Linked DNA regions of Homo sapiens: region 1 is linked to region 2. Evidence: chromatin loops called from intact Hi-C (ENCODE). Cell type or tissue: IMR-90. All regions are shown on one strand. Each heading gives the region's core, and the rest is flanking DNA. Links, peaks and the distances in the headings are about the cores only.

Region 1 (15,995 bases), core at 3,349-11,348, 53 kb after region 2:
TTTGCTTTAAAGTCTTTCAGTAATAGTATTTAAATTGTTTCCTTGGCTTTTAAAAAGGACAACTTTTCTTAAATTTGTCTTTTCTAAAGGGTACTTATTTCAGAAAAATTTTCTTCTGGGTGGGAATAGTAATTGCTTCTGAGTCACAGCAAGCAACGGACTGAATTTTAAACTCTGGAGATCACATTCCAGCCGAGCAATTTCCCAAAGAAAAGAAATCTAAAGTAGTCCCCTAAATATTAAGCAAGTGACAGCAATGATAAGTAGGGGACTGCTTTGAACTGACGATGGAGAGTGGGCCCACTGTGGTTTACCAAATTTAGACTTGGTAAAATGAGACCTAGCACGGACAGGCATAGGAGAAACCAGGGTCAGTCAATGGGGGCAGCCAGGGAAGCCCCAGCTGGCCTCTTTCAAGAGATACAACCAGAGAGAGGGTCTTGGAAGTCATCAAGGAGTGAGACATGAGCAGCTTAAAATGCTCTGGAGATGGCAAGGGAAAATTACATCCTGTGCTTTCAGGGCTGCAGGATGTGGGTTGACAGAATCAAGCATGGAATTTTCCTACTCAGAATGAGGGGACAAGACTGGTGATCAAAGGCCAGAAATAAATAAACGTCCCAAAGCAGCTCAGACTCATGACGCATATGGCACAGTGAAATCCAATTGATTTCACCCAAGTGGTAAGAAAATTTAAGGAAACAATGAAGCGATGAAAGCATGCCTAATTCAGGAAAACCTGGTGGATCTTAGATGGCCCTCTTGAATTGCCTGTGTTAAAACTTCACTAAATATAATTAACTAAATAATTATTTAAGTATGCAAGCATTCTATATATTTAAGGAATTTAATGTTTTTTGTTTTTGTCTTTTTTTTTTTTTTTTTTTTTTTTGAGACAGAGTTTTTGCTTTGTTGCCCAGGTTGGAGTGCAGTGGAGCCATCTCGGCTCATTGAAACTTCCGCCTCCCAGATTCAAGTGATTCTCGTGCCTCATCTCCCGAGTAGCTGGGATTACAGGCGTGCACACCACACCACACCTGGCTAATTTTTGCATTTTTAGTAGAGACGGGGTTTAGCCATGTTGGCCAGGCTGGTTGTGAACTCCTGGCCTCAAGTAATCACCCCCCTCGGCCTCCCAAACTGCTGGGATTACAGGCACGTGCCACCTCACCTGGCTTAATGTACATTTAAGGGATTAAAGTTATAGATTACAAAAACACTCTTACTGTCAAGGCGTCCTAATTCAGAAATCATCACATTATATTTCTTCCTAAAGGTATTAGAGTAAAACAAAACTGTAGAAATGATGAGCTTTTATTAATTCTTTGAAATGAAATGTTAAATAACGCTATTCTATCACACGATTTCTACCTGTTTTTAAAAGCACATGGCCTTTGAGATCTATTTTGGATAATGCTAGATGCTTAACCTCTTTTTTTTTTGAGAGGGAGTCTCGCTCTGTCACCCAGGCTGGAGTGCAGTGGCGTGATCTCGGCTCACTGCAAGCTCCGCCTCCTGGGTTCACGCCATTCTCCTGCTTCAGCCTCCCGAGTAGCTGGGACTACAGGCGCCCGCCACCACGCCCAGCTAGTTTTTGTATTTTTAGTAGAGACGGGTTTTCACCGTGTTAGCCAGGATGGTCTCCATCTCCTGACCTCATGATCCACCCTCCTCGGCCCTCAAAGTGCTGGGATTACAGGCATGAGCCACCGAGCCCGGCCGATGCTTAACCTTTTTATTTGAGGAAATAGTCACAATGGATTATTGATATTTAAATGGCTTTTCTTAATGCTAATTGGAAAGAGTAACCATGAGAATCCTGCTTAAAATTTTACTTTATTTTATTGTTTTAGAGACAGGGTCTCATTCTATTGCCCAGGCTAGAGTGCAGTGGCACAATCATGGCTCACTGCAGTCTCGAATTCCTGGGCTCAAGGCATCCACCTTAGCCTCTGGGATAGCTAAGTGTGAACCACCTTGCCCAGCTAATTTTTACATTTTTTATAGAGATGGGATATTGCTATGTTGCCCAGACTGGTCTCAAATGCCTGGGTTCAAATGATTTTCCTGTCTCGGCCTCCCAAAGTGCTGGGATTTCAGGCATGAACCACCTCACCTGGTCCTGCTTAAGATTTTAATTCTCATGTTAACAGAATGTTGGCTACTCCACCAAAAAAGCTTGCTCTCCAGAAGAAAAGTAAACTAAATAAGTGGGTGAGTGGGAAGGTACGAAGTTGTATGGAATCTGCCTCATATGCCAGCTATTTATTTCCTCATTAAATGTTTAATGCAAGAGAGGTACTTATTACCTGTCCTTACAAAGCTTACTTTCTGGTTGGGGGAGACTGACAACCAACACATCAAATAATGTATCAAGTGGTGTTAAGTGCCATGGAGGAATACAGAGCAGGAGAAGGGGAGTAAAGAAGCCTGGGCATGGGGTGAGGACGTTGTCAGAGTCAGATATTTCAAAAACATGCTTCTGATAATAATGTCCCTTTGCTCAAATCCTTCAAAGCTATCTCATTACTTCAGCACTAAGACCACACTTCTAAACCTAATGTACCCCACTGTGCATAGTTTGACCCTTGACAAACTCTCTACCCTCAACTCCTTCCATGTGTGCAGACACACTCTTCATTTCTGCCATATTTAGTTCCACAGACCCCCAGGTTACATCATCCTTTCATGCATCTTCTTGTTTATTGACCTGTAAATACCTATCCTTTGCTCCCCAATTGTCCGATCTAATAAAGTTTCTTCTTATCATTTAAGACTCTGACCTAGCATCATCTTTTCTTAGAAGTGCTTTTAATCCATTTTATCTAGTACCATAGGTCAGTTTCAATTCCTCCTCTTTTCATGGCTCTGCAAATGGCTTCCCCCAAGTTATGCCACCTACTCAGAATTCCACAACACTGTTCTCTGTGCTTCTGTCTGTTCTAGCACCTTTCACATTGTGTTACTTATGTAAGAAAGTTTGGAATTAGGTTAGCATAAACAAATAAATATCATTTAATTTTAATAATTCTAACTGATTCTTCTGACTGCAGCGTGAATTGCTCAAGGACAGGGTTTGAGTATGTTTGCTTTTATACTCCCTACATGGACACCATCCTTGGTGCTTGGTATACATCTCACAAATGTTTGTTTAATCAATCCGTTTTGTATGTAAACATTCTAACTGAGCTTTAAATCTTTCCTGTTTTAGTGACAAGGATCTTCCGTAGTAATTTTCTACACAATAGTATTAAGATGTAGTCACATGAATAAATCCATGCCTAATTTTTTTTCTATTATAGATGCCATATCATATTCTGAGGACATAATGTCATCTAATGCTTACTGAATTCATACTAGGTGCCAAGCACTGTTCTCTGCACTTTAAATAAGTAACAACTTATTTACTCCTAATGACAACCCTGGAAATGGAATGGGTATTATCAGTTTCCTTATCTTGCTTGAGTACAAAATGGTTAAATAAATTGCTAAAAGTTAGTCATATAACTAGGTTTCAAACCCAAGCAGCCTAACTCTAATTCTATGCTTTCAACCACTATACGATGCTGTCTACTTTTTATTAAGCTTCAGAAAGTTAAATTATTCATTCCGTAACAGAGGGGAAAGGAGGAAGCTGAGAAATATTGGCATAGAATTTGAACTACTTAGAATTTTAAGGGTTGGTTGGTATGGTGTGGAAGGTGCAAAGTACCTTAGGAATCGTGCCAAAGCTTTGAACTTAAGCCTCTAGGTACAGTATATTAGACACATGATATTTTTGTCATCTGCTACCTTCAATAATAATTCATTTAATCCAGTGAAGGGTGGTAAACGCTTTGGAATACATACAAGATGCTGTGGTTGCCATGGGGTGAAGTAAGAAGATATAAAACAAATAATTAACTGTAGCCTGCAAATAGTTTTTCCACTGTGTACCTTCTATATGTTCTGCTGGTAAAATAACAACACCCATTCGAATAGCATGCTCACATGCATTGTTTCTTTGGATTCTTTCCACAACTCAGTAAGGTGTAATCAGTGCATTCATGATCCATGTCTTATAGATGCAAAGACTCAACTTGCCCAAAGTCATGAGTGGGGAAATGTGAAAATGAGTGAGGCATATGAATGAAATCATTTGTTCCTTTTCTCTGCCCTTTATCTTGCCTTTCATAATTATATTAGATAAGACAGTTTAATTGCAATTTATCCAATTGCAATTTATCTTAATCCTATTTATCTAATGTAAAACAATGTCAAAATTGGTCCAGTTTTTCATTAATGTTAAGAAAAGTGGGGCTGAGCAAGGTGGCTCACGCTTGTAATCCCAGTGCTTTGGGAGGCCGAGGCAGGTGGATGACTTGAGGTCTGGAGTTCGAGACTAGCCTGGCGAGCATGGTGAAACAATTAGTCAGGCATGGTGGCAGGTGCCTGTAATCCCAGCTACTTGGGAGGCTGAGACAGGAGAATCGCTTGAACCCAGGAAGTGGAGGTTGCAGTGAGCCAAGATTGCAGCACCTCATTCCAGCCTGGGAGACAGAGCTAGACTCCATCTCAAAAAAAATAAATAAATAATAAAAAAGTGATTGGTTGAGAAACCATTTCTGAAATGTTGTAATTGATGTACAGACCATCTCTACAGTCTCCTAATTTTGGGGAGATTTTAATTGCTGATCTTACCTTCCACTGTTACAACTCTTCTCTGTTCTATGAGCTTCCACCACCCACATTCCTATCTGGTGAGAGCCTAGAAGAACCAAATATAATGGTTCCCAGAAATCTGGGTGATGGTGTTAGTGATAGTGACCCATGTTTCTCCAACAATAACAATAACTTCATATCTGTTACCATGTTGGATTATTACCACAACCTCTTGAATTATGTGTGGTAGATATTAATGTCTCAGATTTATAGATGAAGAATTGGCACATAGGTAGGGTAAGTGATTCTGTGTTCTTTTGAAAGTTTTCTCATAGGTTTTACCATATATGTTTCTGTGAATTCAAGTCTACTGTGAAACGTACCTTTGCAAACCCACTCCTTCCCATTCTCCCCCATGTAAATAAATAGCACCTTCATCTAGCAGTTGCTTGAGTAAGAAACTTATGAGGTTTCCTTGAATTCTCTCTCTTCTTTCTCCCTACACCAAATCCATCAGCAAGTCCTGATTACTTTATTTCAAAAACGCAACCAGAATCTGTCCACTTCTTTTCATTGCAGGTATTTTTATCTATGTCATTTAGGACTAGCTCAGCCAGGACCTAGAACAGTATCTGGTATGTCATTAAGTCCTCAATAAATATTTGTAAAATGAATATTTCCACTATGATACTAGCAGTGATATTAAAAATATTTAGAAATATATATGGCAGGAACTTGGACCATCAGCAGGACTTCTGAAGTTCTTAAAGTTTCGTGCTCTGCCGGGTGCTAACACTTTGATCCCTGGGTCCTGAGGCAGTTTGGAAGTTCTGGGGGAAAGGATAAGATGGCTGAGACATCACTTAGGTATTACCTTTTCTCAAGTGTTAGGAGATACTTAATTTCTGTTAATGTGCTTATGAATTGAATGTCACAACAGAAAAAGGATTGTGTGTTCCTACATTTGGGAGATGAAGCCAACAATAGTTCACTAAATTTGAAGTATTTTTATAATTATGAACATATTAGGAAAGAAGCTAAAATACTTCTGTTATAATAAAGGCAAACTTTTACCCAAGCCAGGCAGTTTGGGAAATGCTGCTGAAAATGTATCCTCTCTCCAAGAAAAGTAACTTGAGTACTCATCTAATGACATTAAAAAAATTCCAACAGCCAATAATCACCTTGTAGCAATAGTATATAAGTGTGTATTTACCTGAGTAGTAACCAATTCTGATAAAGACTCCCTAGCCTACAAAAAAGATATTGATGTACAAAGACTAGGAATATAAATGCTTCATTAAAATAAAGAAGGAAACAGGAAGTCTGGTAAATTTTTGATACTATTTTAATTTTTAATCTATTTTATAAATTCTAAGTAGTGTCAGACAAGAGTGCATTATTGCTTCATAATTCAGTAGCTTTGTGATCTGTAGGCTGTTTACTACATCAGAAAAAAAAAGGATGGACAAGCAGAAAATCCTGTGAATCCTGAATTCTTATATTAATGTGAAAATATTACTACTCTGCTATTTGACTTGTCCTCGAATCCTTGGATTATTAATCAGTTTGAGAGGGTCCAGAGAGAGAGCCTTTCCTGTTGCAGATTTGCTTTGTCTGTTTCCGTCATCTGTATCAGATAGGAGTTAAGTTAGAAGTGAAACATGACATTCTGACAGTGAATCCAGCAGACAGATTCTTGGCTGCATTCTCTGCTACACTTGAACTTCTGCTAAGCATGTGATGAAAGAGTGTTTTCGACTGCACCAGCTGTGGAGAGGTTAATAAAACAAAAGAGGGGAAACAAAAGTGCTCACAGCAGAAAGCTTCTGGCTTTGCTGATTTTTCTGGTTACAAACAATATGTCAGAGAGCTGTAACTGCTGTGTTGGTTTGGGCTTTAAGCCATTTAAGACAAGTTGAGCTTCTGAATTAAAAGTTTAAAGAGAATAAATAAGCAGCACATCAGATGCAATGTTATGTATTTTGGTGCTGGAAATGGAAAGCTCTTACTTTGCCATAGACACTTGGAAATTAGGAAACTGGTGTGTATTTTGCTGGCATCCTTGATAGTTTCTCCCGTAAACAGAAACCTGCATAGGCTTTCAGATGTTTGAGATATGCAGAAGCAAAAGTGCTCTTGGCTTAGTGGACTGCAAGTAGTCTCTTATGCTCTCTCTCTCTCTTCCTGTGTCCAACTCCTCCAGCAAAGGACCATGGAATGTGGAACCTTGCCCAGCCTGCTGCTCAGGAGGCGATTGCTCAAGGCTGTCTTATGCAGAGGAGGTCAACAGTTGACCCATGAACCATTTAAACTGGAAGGAAGAATTAACCAATACCCTGAGAGATTGACTACAACTACTTTTTCCTGAAAGTTAGAGTGCAGAGTACAGGAGAGGAAGGCCATTTACTAATTTTCCTGCTTCCTTCACCAGTCCTCTACCTCTCCATACCTAAGGTCCTTCACTCAATATACTCAAGTCTTCTCTGCTATGTCTGCATTCCCACATGCCACGGCATATAAAAGGTAGGATAAGGAGTTCCATCACTTCACACAAGCATCTACCAGGAGGAGGAAAATAAAAACATTTTACCATCAACTTCGCCACTTGCTGTGAAACCGAAGGCTTGTTATATAAGCGTTTGGGGACATAATGAATGTGACTTACATATGTCATCTGGGAGACATGGTGTTTATATTTCTTGAGTTGAATTGGGGCAGAAAAATAATGGGCATCTAAAATGCTCAATAATTGAGAGAAACTTTAAAAGTTATTCCTCACCCTAGTTTGTCTAATATCTATCTTTATCATCTTATTTGTCAGTTCCTTGGGAAATTAAGAAATTTAGAAATTTCTACTGAAATAAAATGGATTGTTTTGGAGACTGTTTCTGAATAGTTGCAGAACTCCCCCAAAGTCCCAACACAAGTCTCATTCCTCGTTTCCTCCTGACCCCCAGTATTCTAGCTGATTCAAGTTCATGCCCACATCTTCTCTTCAGACGTGCAGTTCCTCAGAGAGTCTTCTTTGTGGCTCCTAGACTTATTATGTCAAGTACTGGAGCACCATGAACTTGCTAAGGAGCAAATGCACACGTGTTCTACACCAGAAGACAGTCAGATGCACTGATGTCTTGATTTATTGGGTTTGTAAATTTGGGTGTGATTAAGCACAGCACTGAGGAATCTGTCCTTTTAGACTGCGTTTACTGCAGGATAATGAATGTGATTTGATTTACACAAATGTGATCTGCGGAAAGGTTTGTTTAGGAGTACTCTAAGTCACAAACTGAGGTATATACTTCATATAAAGCATTAGTGAGGTCAAGGGAATAGTTGGGCAAAAGTGGGGAAGGTGTTGAGTTGGTTGGAACACTATGTGAGAAGCTAAGTTTCCCCAAATTTTGTTCAACATAAGCATACAATTATCAAATACCAATTTGATATCAAGACAATACTAATTTTTACTTCTTCTTTTCTCTCTGCCGCTAGCCTGTGAAGAAAAAACCAACACCTAGAATTTTTTCCATCCCTCACCTTTCCTTTGAGAACTCAACAACCCAAGCAACATGAACCTTTTCCCAAATACCATTTAGGAGAAGTCACTGGCAGTTTAAGAAACAGATTTTTTTAAAAAGTTCCAGGGTGAGACATCTTCCAACATAAACTTTAAATATCATTCTTAGCATCAAAGCAACAATATATTTAGTGTGAGTACTTATTTTTAATAAACTTGATTTTTTAGAGTTTATTTAAAAAATTTTTAGAATTTTATTTATTTTTGTGGTGTATATACTACATGTATGTATTTATGAGGTACTTAAGATGTTTTGATACAGGCATGCAATATGAAAAAAGCACATCATGGAGAATGGGGTATCCATCTCCTCAAGCATTTATCCTTTGAGTTACAAACAATCCAGTTAGGCTATTTATTTCAAAATGTATAATTAAGTTCTTAGTGAACTATAGTCACCCTATTGTGCTATCAAATTGTAGGTCTTATTCATCCTTTTTTTTTTTTTTTTTGAGATGGAGTCTTGCTCCATTGCCCAGGCTGGAGTGCAATGGCACGATCTTGGCTTACTGCAACCTCCTCCCTTGTTCAAGCGATTCTCCTGCCTCAGCCTCCAGAGAAGCTGGAATTATAGGTGTGCACCACCATCCCTGGCTAATTTTTGTATTTTTAGTAGAGACGAGGTTTCACCATGTTGGCAAGGCTGGTCTCGAACTCCTGACTTTAAGTGAGCCACCTGCCTCAGCCTCCCAAAGTGCTAGGATTACAGGTGTGAGCCAGTATGCCCAGCCCTTATTCATTCTTTCTATTTTCTTTTTTGTACCCATTAAGCATCCCCACCTCCCTGCCGGCCCTTCATTACCCTTCCTAGACTCTGGTAACCATCCTTCTACTCCTCTATGTTCATGAGTTCAGTTGTTTTGATTTTTGGATCCCACAAATAAGTGAGAACATGTGATGTTTGTCTTTCTGTGCCTGGCTTATTATCCTTAACATAATGATCTCCAGGACCATTGCAAATGACTGCATTTCATTCTCTTTTTATGGCTGAATAGTACTCCATTGTGTATAGGGATTACATTTTCTTTATCCATTCATCTGTTGATGGACACTTAGGTTGCTTCCAAATCTTAGCTATTGCAAACAGTGCACGACAAACATAGGAGTGCAGATATCTCTTCCATATCCTGATTTCCTTTTTTTGGGGTATACAACCAGCAGTGGGATTGCTGGATCATATGATAGCTCAATCTTTAGTTTTTTGAGGAACCTCCAAATTGTTCTCCATTGTGGTTGTACTAATTTACATTCCCACCAACAGTGTATGAGGGTTCCCTTTTCTCCACATCCTTGCTAGCATTTGTTGTTCCCTGTCTTTTGGATATAAGCTGAACCTTAGTTTTTAATCTCTAAAATAGAACTAAGAGTGTTTAGGTAAATACAAAAATTCGATATGTGTCTAAAATAAAGATACCTAGCAGAGAATATGCAAAAAATTAAAGTTTTGCCTCCTCTTATATAAGAAATATAATTAACACTTACTAAATTTGATAGTAGAGGTGAATGTAAATTGATTCCATAAAATAACCTTTACAAACATAATATAACCAACCAGTAAAATTGGCTTTGAGGAGACATTTGGCTTCTAATTCAGAGAATACTTCATCTTCGTATTTTCTCCAGTATTTTTGGAATGTATGTTCAGCGGGCAATAAACAAACAGAAATTTCAAATCATCTTCGTCTTGGTTTGGAAGAAGTAGAAATAGTATAACTATTGGCCACTGAGTTGCTGTGGGTTTCCCAGGAGACGAGATGTGCTGGGCGTGGACCCTTAGATTGTGGAGGGGCAAAATTACAGGGCTCAGAAGAAAATATTATTCTACATGGCCCAACAAGGCATGTTATCAGATACTTAGTACTGGCTGCTTACCTGGGCAGCACCCCAAAAGGGAGAAGAGTATGGGATAGAGGAAATAATTATCTGGAGGCTGTTATTCAACACTTAAGATCCATGTGAGGGAGCTACAGTACAATGTTTCTTTTACTTCAGTCTGTATTAAAATGTCCACTTCATCTGTTTTTGGGAATATGTTGCTTGATTCAAATAACTACTTTTAATTTTTAAAGTAAACAAAATTAGAATAATAGGAACAACATTAGTTTTAGCAAACAGAAAAGGGTTATCGCTGTTCTTTTTAGCATCAGTCACCTCTTGCTGAGTCTGCCAGAGGCAAAAAAGGATCTCCACCTACCCAGCATGCTTCCCTTTCTGGAGGGCCCTTGTCCTGTGGTAAGCAAGTGAAGCATCAACACATATAGAGGGCCTACTAGCTGCTGTCAAGTGATGTCTGGCTTAGAGATGACAAATAAAATACGTGGCAACAATAGAGAACTTTGCTTTCATAACTGAAAACCTGAGAAAGTTTTGCTGTGTGGATTCACCAATTTGCTTTTCCACAAGGGTTTGCTATCCTGTTCGTCAGTCTGATTTTCGATTATTCTAAAATTCTACATAGAGTAGATGTCTGCCTTTCCTTACCAGGCGGCAGATTCTCCCTGGATCATTTACTGTTTAGAATTACAAAACAAATACAATGTTTATAATAAAACTTTACAAATGGTGAATTTTAAAAAATATTTTATGATCTCTTAATTACATACGGCAAAATGAAAGACATTGGGAAAAATAATTTTAACATAGTAATGACTCTTTGTGACTTTCTTTAAAATTGCCTTTTAAAATTATTGATTACATCAAGGGCAAATATAAACATTATCAATTGATCAGATTAACTTTTGTGGGTTTTCTTCTAAGAGTACCTTTCTTTTTTTCCTATCAGGCTTATTTATTGAATCACCAATCTAATTTGTAAATTGTTGTTATCCTTTAAAATTTTTACAGTTATGTTATTTGGTATTCATTGTATCTGCTGGGAGGATTTATCCAGAGGCATGGTTTTCTCTTCCCTTTTTTTAAATCAATATGGGATTTTAGTAACATCATGATCATCATATCACTCACTGGGAACCCATTGTGTGGCACTTTGTAGACATTCTTTTAATTGTCATAACAACCTTGCAGTGTCTACAGATGAGGCTCAGGAAGTTAAATAAAACTCTAAGAACTTGTACTCAGGGTTGTCTCCTTCAAAATTCTTTGCTGATCCTAATTCTGAAATGTGTGAAGTTGTCAAAATATGAAATATTGGCTACCCAAGCATGATAACAGTACATTTGTAAGCATTAATGTATCCAGTGAAGCAAATCCCTTGTCTTTAAAGGGCCCATGCTTGTTTTTCAGAAACTCTGAGGCCATAGGACTCTACCACACCATAAACTCTGTTGGTTTTTGCTCTGTTTTCAAAGCATCTAACTCTGCCAGAAAGTAGTTCAAGCATGTTGGAAGAATCAAGCTTCCTGAATTGGGCGATGCATAATTTGGTTTAAAACTGATATAACAATCGGAAATTCTACTTATCCACTGAATCATATTGATTACACGCCAACGTCTTGTTCTTTATCCTAACCGCACTCATTCTATTTTTTTTTCATCTACAGAATTCTCATAGCCTACAAAGCAAATTTCAAAACAGATATTTAAAGGGATGAAAGGGCTTAGATAACTTTATAAAAATTAGGCGAAATCAATTTCAAGGATAACTGTAGATATCTGGAATATGTAAGTAGCATCCAAGTTCTTGATTATAAAGACATGTTACTTGGTGCCTTCAAAACCAAAACAATGCTCCTCTTGGGATTTTCAAAAAAATACAGAAAGAGTAAACTCAGAGTAAAGATATAAGTAGAGATAGGGCCTAAAAATGGAAAGCAATTATGAAGAGAAAGTGAAAGACAAGGAGGAATGTTTAGAAAAATCAGATAACAGTGATCCAAAAGAGAGGACCCTTAGGATAGAGAAAGATACAAAGATAAATAGTGGTGGAAAATAATGAGGGCACAAGGTTATAATTCAAAGTAAATTTTCCAAATTGCATATCCTGTTTAAAATGTGTGTCTTAGAGTTTTACATGAATCTGGTGCAGTGGGAAAAAACACTGGACTGGGAATCCGAGGCCCTGGTTTGGGATCTGGCTAAACCATTCATCATCTATGTTTTCTTAAACAACCTATTCAGGGCCCTGGTTATTTTATATATATATATATATATATATATATATATATATATATATATCTCTCCAAGAGATGCTATTAAATGCCTTCCAGTGCTAAATAACTCAATTGAGCAAGGAGCAGAATTTAGAGTAATACCTTATTAAATGGCAAGACAATATTTTCTTGCCATTAACTGATATTGTACTGATGACAGCCTGCATAGGACCCAATACAGTCCCGAGAACCTGTTCATTCTTTCTTTTCTTTCTTTCTTTTTTTTTTGAGAAACATTAACTTTTATTAATTTATTCATCAAGTATTTTAGGATGGTTATATAGTTTGATAATATGCTGAATGATCGTTAAGGATATATCAAATTTTAGTAACAAATAAATTATTTAAAATTATTTGCCAGAATCTTAAAAATGACAAAAACTAAGAAAACTAAGTCACATTATTATGGTAAAATTCAAATGTTGAGGTATCCTAAAAGAGAACAGTAATAAAGTACTAACAGCAATTTTTATATGGCATTCAACGTAAATTACATTGAAGTCATTAACATAAAAGAGTTACACAGGTAAAACATTCAGATTCCTCACCAAAAATGTGTTAAGATTCTATTTACTCAGTCTAATACATCTTTAAGTGGAATTTTGGTGTTTTTTCTATGTGGACTCTGAACATTTTTATTAAGATTATTTTTTGCCAGGCATGGTGGCACACACCTGTAGTCCTAGCTACTTAGGGGGATGAAGTGGGAAGATCCCTTGAGCCCAGGAGATCAAGGCTGCAGTAAGCCGTGATTGTGCCACTGCACTCCTGCCTGGGCAACAAAGTGAGATTTGGTATCAAAAAAAAAAAAAGGACAATAATAACAATATTAGTGTTATCAAAGTAGTGTAGTGGTTAAACACGGGAACTCTACAACCAGCTACTTAAGTCAAAATCCTGACTTCACTACCTACTAGTTGTGTGATCTTGAGCAAGCTATCAACACACTCGGTGCCTCAGTTTCCTCACCTATAAAATGGGTATATGAGTACTCACCTCATATGACAACTTTAAGCATTAAATGAATAAGTACAATTCTTTTAATAGTAACTTTACCCTGTCACTGTTACAATCATATTTTGCTGACATTATGCAAACGTTCTCTTAGATTTTGTTGTATACAGTGCATATTTGATCTTTCTTACTAACTCGAAACTGACTATGCAAATAAAAGTTTGGTATTTTAAGGTCTAGTGCTGTCCTTGAGATCTAGATAAAATCGGTGTACAACTGGACACTGCTGTAATTTGGGCCTTCTGTATAATAGTTTAGTTTTTTGCTTAAAGTCTCCCTATAATTGCCAACTCAGTAAACCCTTTAATTTCAAATATACAATGATGCATAAAAGTATGGTGCCGTAGTCAGAATAAATTTTAAAATGATCTAATCAAATGGATGTTAGAAAAAAAATAAGGTGAGTTTGACATTGTAATGTCCATATAGGTTTTGAGGTAATACGGATCGTTCTTGAGGTAACATGGATCGTTCTTTTTTCTTCTGACAATAAAGAAAAATATGTTTTCACTTTTTTGTGTGTGCTTTTTAATGCACATAACCATCAGTGCCAGTGCACTTAAGTAATACAAAAAACAAGACCCTCCCCCTACCCCTCCCGCTCACACACACACACGCGCGCACACACGCACACCCCTGAGCATATCAGTGGAAGATACAGGCGTTTCTTATGTAGAGCATGATCATTGTAGCCTTGATTGATGAGTTGAGGGTCCTTATGTACTAAGGAAAGCTGGTGTTAAATATAGGCTCATGTTAGAGCTTGAGAAGCTGTTTTGAAGTGTAGAAGGGAGTGTAGAAGGGAATCAGTATTACTCTGAACAGAATTATACTTTGTCTCCTAGCTCCATATATTTTAGCTGTGTAATCTTGGGAAAGTTATTCAAACCCTCTGAAACACAGGATCCTATTTCATAATGTGAGTACAAATACTGTACCTATGTTATAAAATCATTGCAGTAATAAACAGAAGCACCTCCATGCTCTGCAAACTCTCAAAAAAGTAATGTTTATTCTATTTTGGGGGATGGGGTGGGGTATGAGGACTGTATTTATGTTAAATGAAAAGAAGGGAATATTCCAATGAATAAAAAAAAAGTACGTGTGAAACATTTAGAAAAATTATAGGAGAGGTTTTTGAACTCTAGAATAAAATGCTTAGAATATAGGAATTTCTAAGTAAACATCAAGTTATGAACAAATCAGTTCCTTTATCTTCATGAAGAAAAATGTAAATAATTCTTCAGAAAGCTTTTTTTTGATAATTATAAAATATTTACAGAAGTCAGGGAAAAAAATAACATCAACAGGTCTGAAGCAGATTTCTAGCAGAAGAAGAGCTAACAAAGGCTTGCCCTCTGTCTCTCAAAGAGGCTTAAAAACCAAAGTGGTCCCCTAGTGCAATGATGTCTACTTAAAGCTAGCTGTGTTTGACAAGTGTCTTAACTTAGAAAAATTTCTTTCTCATTGGTTTTCTCAGCCATCATTGTGTGGGCAGATATTTAAAGTATCTGATGTCAGCTAACCTTCAAAGAATCAATAACCAAAGTCAATCACACATATACAAAACCATTAGGAAGGGAAGGCAGGAGCCAGTGCAGTGAACAGCCTCATCTGTCAGATGCTTCATCTCTCAGTTGATGGTGTTCGCACCGGGGGGAAGGACCTGCGCCAGTGAGGACTCCTGTTCTCCATTCACTCCCATTCATTCACTCATGCCTCAGTAACTGTAGGACCCTGGGTTGGTGATTAAGACAGAACACGATTAATGACCTTCAAGTCACAGTGGGGAGCCTGGTCACTCATGGACTATAGAAGTGGGCAGAGAACAAGGGCACAGCCTGTTCCCCATGTACATGACATGTGGCTGTGGTCTGATTAAAAGCCCTTTTCACCATATCTCTCTGTTATGGGGATCTTTTTAATTTTTTTTCCTATTTACATAATATTTCCAGAGTCAAAGGGGGTCTCTTAAAAAGATCACATCTTTGTATTTTTACAACTCTTTAACATTATTTTATCAGACCTGAGGGTGTTGATGCATGCCTGTTTGTTTCTCATAAATTGATTAAGAAGTCACTGTGATGAATTCAAATGTAACATAATTAGAACTTTTTCATATAAAATTATTTTTCATATGGAAAATATAGATATGAGCAAAAATATCAGTCTCTTAAAAATGAGTTCCTTGAGTACCTTAAAATAGTAAAAAATATGAGAAGGTAGCAGAAATGTAAATTTTACACTTACTATCGGATATGCAAAATCATCCACCTCCTCAATTTGCTTCCAGCATCCTGATTACATTAATTTTGCTATCGAATATATGGCTATTTTTGAAGGACTAAAATTTATAAATATAAAATCTATATTTCTTCTATTTTATAAATCCTGTTTTCCTGAAAATGATTATTATTTTTGCCTTTCTCCACAATACAGATAGGCAATTAGGGAACATAGATAAGAAAAGAAGAGATAGTATGTTGCTTTATAAAGCCCTCATTTATTTGAAATCATTTAATGTACACCAGAAGCCTACATTATAAAGACCATTTATTTACTTTTTTTTTTTTTTGGAGATGGAGTCTCGCTCTGTGCAGTAGTGTGATCTCAGCTCACTGCAACCTCTGCCTCCTGGGTTCAAGTGATTCTCC
Region 2 (15,995 bases), core at 4,074-12,073:
TTGCTGCAAGAGAAATATAACTTACTGGTAAACTGCGCAGAATTTGAAACAAAGTGCCCTTTTTACTTTTGTAGGAATGTCATACTAACCAAATGTGTCCGCATGTTTTCAATTAAGCAGAGGAATGTTAAATGTAAAGCTAAATTGATGAAAATAACCAAACTTTCTGACAAACCAATAAATTGGAGTCTAGAACTCATTGCCCATACTGTATGGCAGCCAGAGAAACATTGCTAGATCATCAATTTTTACCTAATTTTTGAGTTACTTTATACTTGAAAAGAGAAAAGGAATGCTAGGAAAGTAATTTAAATTATTCCCAGCTATAAACAGAGAATATGCACATTGGACGTAGACCTTATTCTTCCCTGTATGCAATTGAACTGATTGTTTATTCTTTTGGCAATTTCCTCACTGAAATTTTTGGAAATGTAAAACAGAGTTTTCAGGGAACTCTCATGTCAACATTTTGGCAAATGATCTGGCAACATGCTAGTCATTGGACCGCTTTTCTGAACTTCTCAGAACTACTCCATGGCAATCTGTATTCTTTGAAAGGGATGTTTTAATTTTCCTTCCCTCAAATTTTTATTCCTTCAAGTTGCTGTCACGTTGAGATGACAATATACTAGAAAAATTATGAGTTTGGAGAAGAAAATTCTAAATTTCTTCCTGAAAACAGAGGGTAAAATTACATAGTCAGAAATATGACTCTCTGCACATTTCTGCTTATGTCAGATGTTTCCATTTTTAATACAGAAATTTACCTCTGAATTGGTCTTTTTATTTTGTGAGAGATGGCAGGAAATAAACCTTTGAAATCAAAGAAAGGGGAAGCTAAGGCCGTCATCTTTGCCACTGTGAAATGGGTACCCTTTGCTGAAAGGTCAGTCAGAAACCCAGGCTCCCACATCTTGATCTCCACTGCCCTACAGGTACAGAAGTTTCCCGTGATCCTCTCGCTAAGAAAGTAGAACTGCTTCCAAATGTAAGGTAGTGTCTCTAAGTTTCTATGGTTCTATCCTAAGCTCAAAGTGTGCCAGAAGGACCCTGTATCTTATTTGGGCAAAATTTTAGTCCAGGCAAAGGCCTATTTCAAAACCGATTAATGCTATAATTTTTTTTCTAACAACACTGGGGAACAATCAGTTTTTCAAATTAGTTGGTCACTCAACACTTTTGTCTGGTGGCCACTCAAAAAATATTATTTTTTGCAAAATTATTTTTGGACACTTCCATGAAACTGCTCCTTTTTAAATTAAAGTTTCATGCTCTGGCTTTTATTAAAGTTTCAAACCTTTTCTCAATGTTTGATCAAATTCACCCGAAATTTAAATCAGAGTTAATTACATATATTAGATATTTCCAAGGACTTACATTTTAAATTTTTATTACTTATTTAAATGGCATTCAGAGGAAAAAAATGAAATAATCTCATTTGAGGGCAGGCAACATGGTTTTCCCTCAGTTTACCTTTGCATCTAGTTGTTCCTAATGGTGTTGACTTCATATAAATGCTCAATTACTATTGCTGCTATAGTTCCCATTAAGTGCTGTATTTAAGATGAGTGGTGGTGGCCTCTTGATCAATCAAGTATTTAAAGCATCTTATCCTTTAAGCTTTCATGTTATCCACACATTTAATTTGCTTAAAACCTCTTAGGTATTCATTCAAATCACAGATGAAAAAATTGAACATCTGCATTCTGAGATAAGCTGCTGGTTATCTCCCTCCAGGTTCAGTTGATCTGCAGATATGTATTGGGTATTTAGGCCCTTTGCTCAGGCCAGGGTTGCAAAGATAATATTACATGATCTCTGTCTTCCAATAACTCTCAATAGAGAGGATAGTAAAGCATTGATTAATAAATATGTTATCAGCCAGCTATGAATTCATTTAATGTGGTATTCCCCAGATCACAGTCCTCATTCTTTCCATATAAGTGTCTGCTATCCATATATAAGGCAATAGGATAAGTCTTAGAAAAAAATTATGCTTTGTGATATTTATTTCATCTACAAATTTATTTTTAAAGACTTTATCAAGAGTTTTGCTATAATCAAGGCCCACTACGCCTACTGATTTAGGATAGTTTCAGCCCAGTATAGACAGGCATAGTTTGTAGGGAACAAGGTTAACTCTCAAGTTCAGCATGATAACTGAAGCCTTCTGATACTCTGATTTCTTAGTTGGGCATTCCTCTGACTTTTACCGTCCTCTCTTCTGGGTTTGATCCCATTTTTCTAATAACTTCTTTGTATTCATATTTCTCATCCATCTTTTCTTTAGTCTTTCACAACTCCCTGCCCTCTGACTATATCCAACACTGCTCAATTTTCACATTAGTGTTTAGCTTTTGGTCAATTTGTTGCTCATTCAAACATTACAACTTTCAAAAACATGTAAAGATAGCTAATAAACATATTAGGCATGATATTTGTAAGTCATGATACATTAGTCACTCTCATTACATACATTTTCTCTAAATATATCTGATATAACTTTTGTCTCTAGCCAAAAGATATTAAGTCATATGTAATAGGGGGTAAGAAATACGACTCTTTATACTGTACTTCAGCCTATGGCTCAAAGACTGATCAATACAAAGTTATCATGAGGATGGTGGGGCAGCGTATTTCAAAGTGAGGTTTCAAGGAAGTCTTTATGGACCATCCCACACTCAAGAAACACTGTTAGGCCCACTTCATCTGATTTGCGCTTCAAGAGCTGCCTAGAGTACTCAGGAACCTTACCATTACAACAGAGAAGTAGATGGGGTCTAGAAGGTTTTCCACTTGACCGATGGTCAACCATGTTATAATCCTTTCATTACAATTCTGTTGTCATTTTGGTAAACAAAGAATAACATTCAGATTCAAAAATCATTTATTATTAAGGGTCTATTGTGTGTAGGCATAGGCACTTTCACAATAAATTGCTATTCTTTAACTTAACAAATATGTATCTTGAGAACCCATTATGTGTCACGTTTGGTACTATATGGAAAATTTGATATTTGGTCTAAAATCTTGGGAAACATCCATCAAATATACAATATGAAAATGAAAGCTTCTCAGAAAGTTATTTGTGTGTTTTTTTTTGTTTTTTTTTTTTTTTTTTTTTTTCGGGATGGAGTTTCACTCTTGTTGCCCAGGCTGGAGTGCAACGGCGCAATCTCCGCTCACTGAAACCTCTGACTCCCGGGTTCAAGCGATTCTCCTGCCTCAGCCTCCCAAGTAGCTGGGATCACAGGTGCCTGCCACTACACCCGGCTAATTTTTTTGTACTTTTGGTAGAGACGAGGTTTCACCATGTTGGCCAGGCTAGTCTTGAACTCCTGACCTGAGGTGATCCACCCACCTCGGCATCCCAAAGTGCTGGGATTACAGGCGTGAGCCACCGCACCCAACCTCCAGAATCTATAAATGCTAAACAACAACAAAACAAAATGAAAGAGTTTTAAAATAGGAATATTGTTTATATTTTTATATGATTTTTCAAGCACAAAGCAGAATGAAGCAAAAATTACTTATGGGGGAAAATATACACATTTTACCTTTATACTTTTTTCTTTTATTTTGTTCCTGCTTGAGCATTAACAACAACGTATGGTGAATATAAGTTTGCAATATATATAATGCTTTTGTATTTTTCATGAATTTTAATGTAAATACTCATATTCAAACTGAATGGATTAGATGAATCCAATTCATATATGCACGACTCACATAACTTTGGTTCCTAGGAAACTTGCGTAACCTACTTTTTGGTAGATTCCTTTATCTTCATTCAGAAGTGCTGCCTTTTCAGTGTTGGCTAAGTTCTAAGAAGAGATTAGAAAGGAATAGGCCGAGAACTCAGAAAACCTTGTTCCTACTTCTAATTTAGGCGCTTGACATTAGCTGTGTTTCATTGCTTCCCCATATTTAGCATTGGTAAAATGTCTATTGAATAGCAATCTTAAGAGATACATTAAAAGTCATTTCAATTTTAAGGGCTTTAATAATAAAGGTATAAAAACAATAGCGACATAGATAATAGTAGCTAGCATTTATAAGGCCAAGTATTTTATTTTATGTTAGTTTAGTTTAGTTTCGTTTCGTTTAAAGATGGAGTCTTGCTCTGTTACCCAGTCTGGAGTGCCGTATCGCATGATCTCGGCTCACCGTAACCTTTGCCTCCCAGACTCAAGCAATCCTCCCACCTCAGCCTCCTGAGTAGCTGGGATTACAGGCACGCACCATCATGCCTGGCTAATTTTTTGTATTTTTAGTAGAGGCGGGGTTTCAACATGTTGGGCGGGCTGGTTTCAAACTCCTGACCTCAAGTGATCCACCTGCCTCGGCCTCCCAAAGTGTTGGGATTATAGGTGTGAGCCACCGCGCCCAGCAGGCCAAGTATTTTAATACATCCTCTTGTAATTCTTACACCTCTCTGTGCTGTAGGCTCTGGTATTATCTCCACTTTGTGGCTGAGGAAACAAAAGTTTCAAGAGATTAACTATCTTTCCCAGATCTGAATGCTCTTAATGCCTGTGTTATGGAGGCTCTTTTGGATTTTTTTCTCATTAGTTGGTATTTGTCTTAAATGAATAATACAGTAATAATAGCTATATCTATAAATCCAAAGCTGGTGCTCATCACCATTGTTTGAAAGATTTTATGTAAAAGTGTATGTTTGTGTGTATAATATCGCTATATAAATTCTTTCTTAAATACAATGTACAAAGTCTGATCTTATCTGTAAAGATAATAAGAAAATACTAAATCTGAATTGGAGACAAGATAATATTGTTTACTTATTAAGAGCATCATGGGAAGGCTTGAAAATAATATAGTGGAAAGTTAAACAAATGGGAGTGGGGTATTAAAATGGAATAGCAGTGCTTGAGATTTAGTGAGACACCAGTAGGATTCTAGGGACAGCATTTTAGAAAACGCTTTGTCCATGGTGACTTCTTTTTTCCTTGGGGCTATAACAAAGGACATTTTGTTAATAGAGCAATTTATATTAAATCCCTTCCTGAGCCCAAGAAAACCTGGATTTTTACTTCCAGGTTATATTTCTCTCATTCTTCCAAGACCAAGGTTTGAAAAAAGCTCGAAAAGCAGGATTCAATAAATACATGAGCTTGCTAGGAATATTTAGACACTCGGTCTTGTGACTGTGGAAAATCATTCACTCTAGCAGAACCCAAAGGGCTTTTATTTCCAGTTATGGGAAATACAATCTGGGTGAGATGGAGAATGTTCTTTAAAGGGTGATGTTTGTGGGTCACTTCAAAGTTACGCTTGCTTACCTAGGGCTCTCTCCTTGAAGAAACTTTGTTAACGTCAGCATCCATGTTTCCGTTTTTAATTTAGAAGATGCATTTCTCCTCCCCATTCACCCCCACTTCCTGTTTTCTGGTAGGCTTTGCAGATTCAAAATGCCTCTCAGGACACAGTGTAGGGGCAAAGGACATGGTGCCAAACAGTCAGCCATGATTTAGAACAATCAAGGTCCCCTGGATGTATTTTTCTACTTTACCAGCAGTTTGATAACTAAGGACTATAAACTTTGAATACTGAGTCCAAGTCCCTGTAGACTGTTCTGTTCACAATTCAACTCCTACGCTGCTTTATAGAGAACAACACTGGCTCTTGCCTTTAAAAAAAAAAAAAAAGGTAATTTCTGGTTCTTCAGGCATACTGAAACATGATATTTTCCAAATGTTTAGAAACTATGATACAGGAGAAGACCAAGATGACAGTATTCTTATGCATAATTTTTTTAGGTTTTCCTTTCCCTATTTATTACTTATGGTAGCAGATAATCAGCTCAAATAAGTTATTTGAATATATAGATTCATTTTAGAAGGATCTATTTGGAAGGATCCATTTGGAAGGATTGCTTGAGCCCAGGAGTTCGAGACTAGCCTGGGCGATGTGATGAGACACTGTATTTACAAAAATACAAAAAAATTAACCAGGTGTGGTGACATGTGCCTGTAGTCCCAGCTATTCGAGAGCCTGAGGTAGGAGGATCACTTAAGCCTAGGGAGGCCAAGGCTGCAGTGAGCCGAGATTGCACCATTGCTCTGCAGCCAGCCTGGGTGACAGAGTGAGACCGTGTAACAAAAAACAACAAAAAAAAAACAAGAATATATATATATACACATATATGTGTGTATACACACACACACACACACACACACACACACACACAGAGTAAGACATTTGTTTTACTAAGTGAGATGCTTCTCTGAGCCTTCCTTTGTGTAAAGGGATAGTGGAGACAGCTGAATTTCTCCTGGATGCAGATGCCCATTTCAGGAGAGATGTCTAATGACGTTTTACAGCTTTCAAAGTGCTTTCACATGGTTCATTTCATTTGATCCTTCTACAAATCCCCTGAATCAGCATGGCAGAGGTTCTCCCAACTTTAGAGATGTGCAATTTTGGCTTAGAGATGAAAGGAATTGCCTAAATTTACATAACAAGGAAATGACCAAATCAGATTGGAACACAGCCACAGTGCTTTTCAAAACTCACCTGGAAATCTTGTTAAAATGCAGACTCCCATTCAGTACGTCAATGGTGTGGCCACAGATTCTGTATTTCTTATACTTTGCCATGTGATGCTGACATCCGTGGTTCCTGCTAGGCAATAGTTTAAATAGCCAAAATTCTAGACCATAACACCTTATATAAATACAAATTGGTTGAATATGTATGGGAAATTTATTTCTCAAAAACCATCTTCAAAGTTGTCCCTTGAGTAAATGCAAGACTCATGACCCTACTAGATATGTCTCTATGGTCATGTGGCTGTGCTGTTCATACTCTTTCACTCAAATCTGTCATTGCGTTGGTCAGGGAAACCCCCATCCTATGCTTTGTATTCAATTCTCTCTTTTTCACTTCACACTGTTAATCACATCTGCCCACCTGTCCCCAGTCCTTAAGTAGCCCAACTCTTCCTTCCAATTTTGTTGCACCTAATTTTCAAGATTTAAAGATAAATTTTTACTAAAAATTTTCCCCAATTGAATCAAACTATCCCAATCCATATCTCAGGGCCTCAATCAGTGTGCATATGGAAATAATACATGTATTAACTTTTTTGTAGTCTATCATGTATTCTATGTAAGCCACACGTTTGTGTAGATAACATTTACTATGAGGGAAGAATAGATTTTTAACTGTAATCCTCTCGTGGATAAATTTCTTCTAGGTAGAGAAGTATGTCAAGATTATGTCTTAATTAGGCAGAATGAGTAAGGAGTACCATGTTGCAGATAACAATGGGAGGTAATGATTTGTACCATGGCTTCTGGAACCACACACAGACTTGATTTGAATACCAGAATTTACAATCTATATGAGCTAAGCAATTTATCTGAACTTCTCTATACAAAGGAAATACTCAAGGGAGTACTTATTTCTTCACATTAAATGTTCAATAAATCTTAGAACAACATTTTCTGTTTTGCAGAGAATAGTTAACACAGGCCTGCGGTTGTAAAAATATAGCATGACAAATTGCACTTTACCATCAATTTCATAACGTTGTACACAAGGATAAGGTGCTGAGTGAATAGATTCATTATTAATTGATAAATATATACCCTTGAAAGCTAGAGAATATGATCCTGAAGTCTTTGCTTTATAAAACTATAAGATTTGTTTTCCAGTTAAAAAATAAGATTATTATCTATACTTACAAAGCACCAAATAGAACTCTTGTGCTTTCAAAATGAGGATTTTTTTAAAAAAAATGGAAGATTCTTATTAACAAAACTCAAAACAAAATAATCTGTGACCTTTGTAATTATCGAGTTTATTTTCTGTAAGGTGTGAAATATCAAACTAGGTAATTCTTATTGGCTATAATTAATATATACAACATCTTTTAAAGTATTAATAATTCTGAAGCTTGTTTGTATGTCTGTTTGAAATCTAGAGAGAGTTTGAATGCAGATCCAAAACCTCAGTTTTTTTTCCCATAGCTTTGCCTCTATTGTAACTTCTGTCATTGACAGATCATTGTGTCTTAAATTTGTTTGGTTGCTCAAGGCTTGCTTCCCCAAGTTTAAGCTGTTAACCTGCTGAGGGGAGTCAGGGTGTGAGGCAGGTAATTATAGGACAAACTTATGGGGTTTGTGTGTGAATTTTGGTCGTGAGGAAGATGTTGAATATGGATAGTTCCTAGGGAGGGAGATGCTAAAGGAAAACAATAATAGGAAAGAATACATTATGTATATTAAGGAAAGTAAAGAGCTTGGCTTTAGTAAACTGCCCCTAGGATAGAATGGAGAAAGATAAATACAGTGGAGCATGTAAGGATCAACTGATAAACTCCCACGTGGTGGTGGGATTTGAATGCCCTGCTAAAAGTTTCCACTTTGCTTTAAGTCTTGCTGATTAGAGAAATCACATGATGAAATACGTTTTAGTGATATTATCCAGGCATTAGTGTGTGCAAGAATGGCTTGGGTCCAGGAGAGATTGAAAGCAGGAACTCACTTAGAAGTCAGCTCAATCAATGCAGTGTGAGGTAAGAAGTGGTATCGTAGACAAGTAGCTGTGGCAATAAAGAGGGCAGGACAAGAGAGGAAAAACAATTGCATTAAAAGGATCAGAACATTCCATTCTGTCTGTTTGCATTTGAGGAAATAGAAGAATGGGAGGAATCTACCCTAACTAGAGGATGCAAGCCCAATGAACCAGCAGAACCGTGTCACAAACAGCAAGGCCAAGAGATGATTTGTTTGGTTTTATTTATGTTGCTTTGAGATAATTCCAGAATCTTTAAATTGAGATGCTTTGCTGTCAATTGACTGTCACCTAAAAGGGTCAAGAAGTAAAATGGAGAAGAAGCATACAGAAGAGGTGCTTTGAACTGTACAACCAAGTAAATTTTCTAATGAGATAAATTGAAAAGGAGAAGATACAGGGAGCTAAGGATGGGATCATGGAAAAGAGTAAAGAACTGCAGACAGGAGGAGGAATGGTCAGTGAGGTAGGAGATAAATCAGGCAGAAGGCAAAGTGGAAGGGTCTCTTTCTTTTGTTTTAATAAAAAAAAATTGTGTATACTTGTAAGTATTCAGAATGACAACAAAAGAGCTGCGACTATTTTTTTGCAATTAAAGTGGTATTCAGTTAACAGAACAATGATTATTTTGCATAAGTTGCATCAGAGACAACCGAAAATGTAAAGAACTACCATCCCCATATATAACAAATTTGTGCTGTGCACCAACAAGAACCTGCTTTAAATTTCATGCCAATTTACAACCTCCATACTGTACCAGGCAAGGTTAGTGGCTATTGAGAATATCACCAAGACGGGGCTATTTAAAGACACAGTGGGTTAGTGTGTTAATTATACAAAAAAAGATACTGTATAGTTTAAAAACAAATCTTACATAGCCTTACATTTCAGTTTCTTTCTTTAGAATAAATGAGTTGTGTACAAGAGGGTTAAATGTTTTATAGACAAGAAAAAAACTATGCTAGAACCAACTTATTCATCATCATCATCTTCTTCATCTTCATCCTCTTAATCTTCCTCCTCCTCATCCTCTTCATCTTCCTCATTTTCCTCCTCTTCCTTTTTCTTACCTTTCTCAGCCTTGGCAACTCCCTCTTTAACTGCCTCAGGTTTTCCTTTAGCTTGTTGTGGAGCAATATCCTTTTCATATTTTTTCTTCAGGTTCACAGCCTTCTTTTCCTAAGGATGCTTGTCATCTGCAGCTGTGTCGTTCCACAGATTTCCCACCTTCTTCACAACACCACCAATGGATAGGCCAGGATGGATGTTCTCCTTTGATTTTTTAGTGATACTTAGAACACAACAAGAAAAAGGCCAAAGGAGGCCTCTTGTGTGCATTGGGATCCTTGAACTTCTTTTTTATCTCCCCTTTAGAAGGGATACAGGTTCTCATTTCTCTTTCATAACAGGCCTTGTCCGCCTCTGCCATATCTTCACATTTTTCTTTTCTCTTTAGCAGACATGGTCTTCCACCTCTCTGAGCACGTCTTAGAAAATTCTGAGAAATTGACCGAAGCATCTTTGTGCTGCTTCTTGTGCTCCTCCCGACAAGTTTGCACAAGAATGCTGTGAAGACATTTTGCCTCTCAGCTTCTTAGGATCTCCTCTGCCCATGTTTCATTATTTTTCTTCATCAAGGCACAGAGTCACCCTGTGCCAGTCCAGCTTTCACTTGCCCCAGTGCTGTCTCTATGGAGCTCAGTGTACTGCAATGATGGTGAGAGTGACAGCCAGACACAGACTCCCTGGAAGAGTTTATTGAATGATGAATAATTAATAGTACACCATGCAGCAGAGAACTAGGGGATAGGTTCCCAGGGAAGACTGTGTCCTCTTTAAATTTACAACTTGCCTCTCAATATTTATGCACACACTGCTACATGATGTAAACATTGGTGTAAACATTGAAATATTTATCATAGAATAAATTTAGATAAAAAGCGATAAAAATAAAACAAGATTACTAATTTTTGATTAAATTTATGTGAGAAAATAGGTACAGTCTTTTGAGCAAATTGCAAAGAAATTGATTTCTATAGCAGTAGTATAAGGATAATAATAAAAATTATGTAATATACTGAGCTACTGCAATCACAAAAGCATGTATACTATGATGTGAATGAACTACCCACACTTCTAATATCAGCCTCCTCACTGGAAGTGGATAAGATCGATCTCATCTACTCTTGTTCTGCAAGAATAGATCCCATCGATTCTTTGCTTTCTTTCTTTCCTTTCTTTTCTTTTTCTTTAGAGACAGGTTCTCACTCTGTTGCCCAGGCTGGAGTGCAGTGGTGCCATCATAACTCACTGCAGCCTCAAACTCCCAGGCTCAAGTAATCTTCCTACATCAGCTTCCCAAATAGCTGGGACAACAGGTGTGTGCCACAACATCCAGCTAATTATTAATTTTTTTTTATAGCAATGGGATTTTGCTATGTTGCCCAGCCCCATCTCAAACTCCTGGCCTCCAGCCACCCTTTAGCATTGGCCTCCCAAAGAGCTGGGATTACAGGCATGAGCCATTGTGCCTGACCCAATTCTTTGCTTTCTAATGGGCCATTTCTGTCAGCAAATAAAAATGCTACTCAATTTTAACCTGTGATTTAAATTTTTTTTCTCAACTTCTTTTTTTCTCTTTCAGTTTTTGCCCATTTTCTCAAAAAAGGCGACTTTACCAGCTGCCTTCAATTTCTCTTTCCCCATTGCTTCTTGATCCATACTAAACAGTCTTTCATTCCTATCATTTCATTCCCTCACAACAGCTTCTGTCAAAAGTTACCAGTGACCTCCATATTGCTAAATCCATTAGTCTCTCAGCTTCCTGTCACTCAGCCTATCAGTAGCTTTTGACACTGGCAGTCACTTCTGAGAAAGACTTTCTTCACGTCGCAAACTACACATAACATGGCCCAAACAACTAACCTTTCAAACGTGCTCCTCCTTCCATGGTAAAAGGCAATTCTATCATCCCCACGGCTTGGAGAAAAAAACCGTGTTGTTACCTTTGATTTCTTTCTCTGAAACCCCACATCCAGTCTGTTAGAAAACCCTACTGGCTCTACAATCAAAATATCTCCAGGAATATGGCCCCTTCTACTCTTGATGGAAGATGCTATCATCCCCCACCTTGGTTATTACTAGCCTCCCAACTCATTTCCTTGTTTCCACCCTGTGCTTTCCTATGGTCTATTCTACACAACAGCCAGAGATTCTTTTAAGCAGTTGTTGTATAATACAATTTCTTTGTTTGAAACTCTCCAATAACCTCCTATGTAACTCAGAGTAAAAGCCAAACTCCTTATGATGGCCTATAAGATCCTACATAACCCGGTGCCTGCTACTTCTCTGATCCTGATGTTCCCGATAACCTCGATATGCTCACCTTAGGAAAACTGAAGTTGATGAGTCCTTTGCTTGGATACCCATGTGGCTCACTGTCTCAATTCTTTTAGGAATTTGCTCAGATTTTACCTTTTCAATGGGACCCTTCTTGACCTGCCTATTTAAAATGATAAGTCCTGGCCCCTTATGCCCCTAGTCCCATACCATACTTTATTTTTCTTTTCTGCACTTGCAACCTTATGACAACATTTTTTTTTTTTTTATGAACTCCATTGGAGTAGGAGTTTGTTTTTTCATTCTAGTATTCAAGCACTTAGAACTGATTCTGGCCCATAAGAGGAACTCAATATATATGAATGAATTAAAATAAAAACAAAATTAGCCTAATTTGATTTAATGAAATTGCTTGCATTCACCTTATATTGAACATCTGGAAAGTTGTTTCTATTGACTTTGGAGTATTTTAGATTCTGATCCAGTGATAATCCAATGATATATTTCAAGTGTTGTTTAAGTGTTTTAGGAAATATTGGTTTCAATGGGAGTATTACTTTATGGAAAGTAATCTACATTTGTAGTAAATGCATCAAGAAACTGATATATGTGAGAAGGTCCTGGCATGGATTATCAGTGATTATCAGCTTCATAACCATGTTCTCCTGGCTATAAATATGTCTCACTTTCCATACTCAATGATTTAATGAGAGGCAATGTGGTCAAATGGAAAGAATCTGAAATTTCAAGTCTGAAGTCTAGGTTACTCATCAATTGGGTGACCTTGCGTAAATTACTTAACTTTTGGGGGGATATTTTCCTCCTTTAAAAAAATGATAACAACAGTGAGTTGATTGTAACAATTAAATGAAGTCTAAGAAACTTGTTGAGAGCATGTACTTCATTTTGTTCATTGTTGTGTTCTCAGGAATTGTCACGTGTGAACAGCGAGTGGCACATAGTATGATCAATAAAATAAATATTTGTTGAATGAATGAAAGAATAACATGTGCAAAGAACCCAGACAAGTGCCTGGCACAATGTAGGCACTTAAAAAATGGTAGCACAGGCACAGCGTCTCTTGTCTGTAATCCTAGCATTTTGAGAGGCTGAGGCAGGAGTATTGCTTGAATCCAGGAGTTTGAGACCATCCTGGGTAACATAGGGAGAGCCCATCTCTATAAAAAAATACAACAGTTAGCCAGGTGTGGTGGTGAGTGCCTGTAGTTCCAGCTACTTGGGAGGCTGACATGTGAGTTTCGTTTGAGCCAGGGAGGTTGAGGCTGCTGTGAGCCACTGCACTCCAGCCTGGGTAACAAAGCAAGACTCTGTCTCAAAAACAAAGGTAGCTATTATAATAGGTATTAGTAAATTAACTGTATTTCTTTAGTTATACTATATTGAAGAGCATAGAGTAGATTCTGGCTGACTTCAGCTGTTTATTCCTCTTTAGATAGATTTGAAGATGTTTGATTGAGTTTACAGAATATTTTAAACACTGGAACTAGAAAGTATTTTCACTTGCTTTTCTCTTGATGAAAAGAACAATTAAATACCGACAGTATAGCTGTAGTTAAAATAGAAGCTGCAATAAATTTTGGTTAACAGTTAATGTCAAAACAGTTTTTTGGAGTTTTTCTACAAATTTGGTGGTAGAACTATAAGTAAGTGGTCCTGAGGCTTTCAATTGAACTGTTCACCCATGGCCTCCTTGCACAATGCTACCAGAGTAGGACCTGGATGTAGCAATTACCCAGTTATAGCACCTTGAAAGCAGACCTCTGCTGATGTATTCAATGGCTTTTAGGACAGCATTGCCCTTTGGACACAGAGGAGTTAACAGCAGAAGAACTAGAATTGGAAATCTAAGTTCAGGTCCCATGGATTCAGTAACTAGCCATGTGATATTAAATTATTTGACTCAGTTCCTGATCTGTTAAAGATGGATAAAAAATACACAGCTTGTCCACCTTTCACTGTAATTTAGAAAGGAAAAGTATATATTTTACCTAAGGATGTTGCTATGGTCTGAATGTTGTGAATGTTTGTGGCCTCCTAAAATTCATACATTGAAAACCTAATCACCAATTTAATGGTATTAGGAGGTGAGGCCTTTGGGAGGTGATTAGGTCATGGAGGCAGAGCCCCCATGAATGGGGTTTGTGTCCTTATAAACAGGGCTGTCCCCGACTATGTTAGGAAACAGTGGGAATGTGCCATCCATGAACCAGAAAAATGGGCTCTCAACAGACAGCAAATTTGCCTTAATCTTGGATTTCCTAGCTTTCAGAAATGTGATAAATAAATTTCTTTTGTTTATAAGCTACTTAACTTTTGGTATTTTGTTATAGCAGTCAGAACAGACTAAGACAGATGCTTTGGTAGCAAGCAACAAAATAACAACTAAAGCTTGTTTAAATAAAGGGAAAGTTTTCATAAGATATTAGATATATGAAACCAAAGGTAGGATGTGTAGGCAGGCCTGAGTGAGGTGCTGAAATAGAGAACTAGAAAGCCCTCAGAAACCACAGCATTTTAATCCACCCACTTTCTCTGCATCATTTGTGTTCATCACATAGCGATGGGTTTCTACTTTCTTTTCTTGGTTTTCTTCATAGACCAGCTCTGTTGGTTGGCTTATTAACACAAAAATAAGGTGTTAATCCCAGCCACCAATTCAGTAACTTGACAGGTAGAGTACCCTCAGAAAATGAACTGGGCCTCTCTGTATTTTAACTGGAAATTCTCCGAAGAGAGAATCACAGAGACTGCACTTGGATTAGGTGACCTTTGGGTCCAATCAGCCATGCCTGGGTTCTGGGTCATATGTCTTTCTGTGCATTCAGTGAGTCCTGTGGGAACATTCTCTCTGAGAAAGGGGGTATGAGTAGATCTTAAAACAGTGTTAGGAAGCACAGGGAAATCATGGGCAAACAAAATGATTGATTTTTCCAGTCCAAGTCTTTAAATTTAATTGGAGATTAAAAATAAATATGTGAAAAATTTAAACCAATAATATGTATGTCTTTCCCCATATCTTGATTTTTTTTATGCAGAACAGATTTATATTGTTAAGATAAGTGAGTTTCTATGATTCAAAAAAGTTAATTTTGCTCAAAGAGGTGTCTAATTACAAATACGGAGTAGTAGTACAGGGCAGAAGTGTATGTTCAGAGTGTTTCATTCGGTTATAGTCCTACAACTTTCTTTTTCCCCATGTCAGAGTTTCCCACTTACTTAATGTTCAATTCTTTTATCTGAAAATAAAAACAAAACAAAACAGGACAAATAGGCAAACAAAAAACTCTGGAGAACGTTTTGACCCTCATAAAAACACAGAAAAACAGAGCTTGTTTGGAAAGTCTTCAAAAAGTTATGTTTGGCCTCTGGGGTATATGATTTGTTTTTATTTCTGTTTACGTAATGCATTTTATATATTATTATTAAATATAAACATATTAAATATTATGTAATATTTATGTTACACATGTATTTATATTACCAAGTCAGCGTTGGATGGGCTCCAGTGTGTTTTTGGTTACCTCAAAGTAACCTGAAGGCTCTCTTCTTTCTCTTTATTAATGTCTTTGCAAGCATTTCTAAATGAACTTTATTTATATCTCACTTAGCAGCAGGTATTGTTCACAACAAGAAGTTTGGGGAATACAGAATAGTATAAAAATGGAAACAAGACATGGATAATCACACTACCTACAGGCAACCATTGTTCATATTTTGTCATGGTATTTTTTTCAGCATTTTTTTCACGATTTTTAAATAAACCTTTTTCATAATGGAGGAATAGTGCATGTATGGCTTGGTACTCTGTTTTTCTCACTCAAGATTTTATTATAAGAAGTTTCTTATGTCATTAAAGTTTTTATATACATTGTTAGCAACGTCATAATGTTCTATTCGTGGATGTGCCATGTAGTAAAATTTTGCTTACCTATACCCTAACAGTGGACATTGAAATTGTTTCTCATTTTACTTTATTATAACTGCATTATGTGACAATGTATATTTTTGGTGTATAATCTGTGTCCAAGTTTTGGTTATTCCTGTGGAATAAATTTCCAGAAACATAATTACTTGATCAAATTTTGCACACTCTTCAT

The links. Hi-C counts contacts between places; a loop is a spot of excess contacts. Peaks named below come from ENCODE experiments on the same cell type or tissue, not always from the same donor. Only the 100,000 strongest peaks of a DNase experiment are listed, where the experiment ranks them.
Region 1: a loop joins it to region 2, with 2.1 times the contacts of the local background. A loop is called at or near these places in 4 of 110 quality-filtered maps.

The regions. Positions count from the first base shown.
Region 1 is chr6:132,912,808-132,928,802 of GRCh38, forward strand. LOC105378008 (a long non-coding RNA gene) reads left to right here. Exons shown (of 8, transcript XR_001744346.1): 3 at 6,848-7,167; 4 at 8,134-8,351. Among named protein-coding and RNA genes, the nearest start is that of SNORA33, 100 kb to the left of the region's middle. In IMR-90, for the core only: no CTCF peak of the experiment used is centred there; a DNase peak (open chromatin) is centred at 6,874; H3K4me3 peaks cover 568 bases; H3K27ac peaks cover 902 bases.
Region 2 is chr6:132,858,708-132,874,702 of GRCh38, forward strand. It overlaps the pseudogene HMGB1P13. Among named protein-coding and RNA genes, the nearest start is that of SNORA33, 49 kb to the left of the region's middle. In IMR-90, for the core only: no CTCF peak of the experiment used is centred there; no DNase peak of the experiment used is centred there; H3K27me3 peaks cover 193 bases.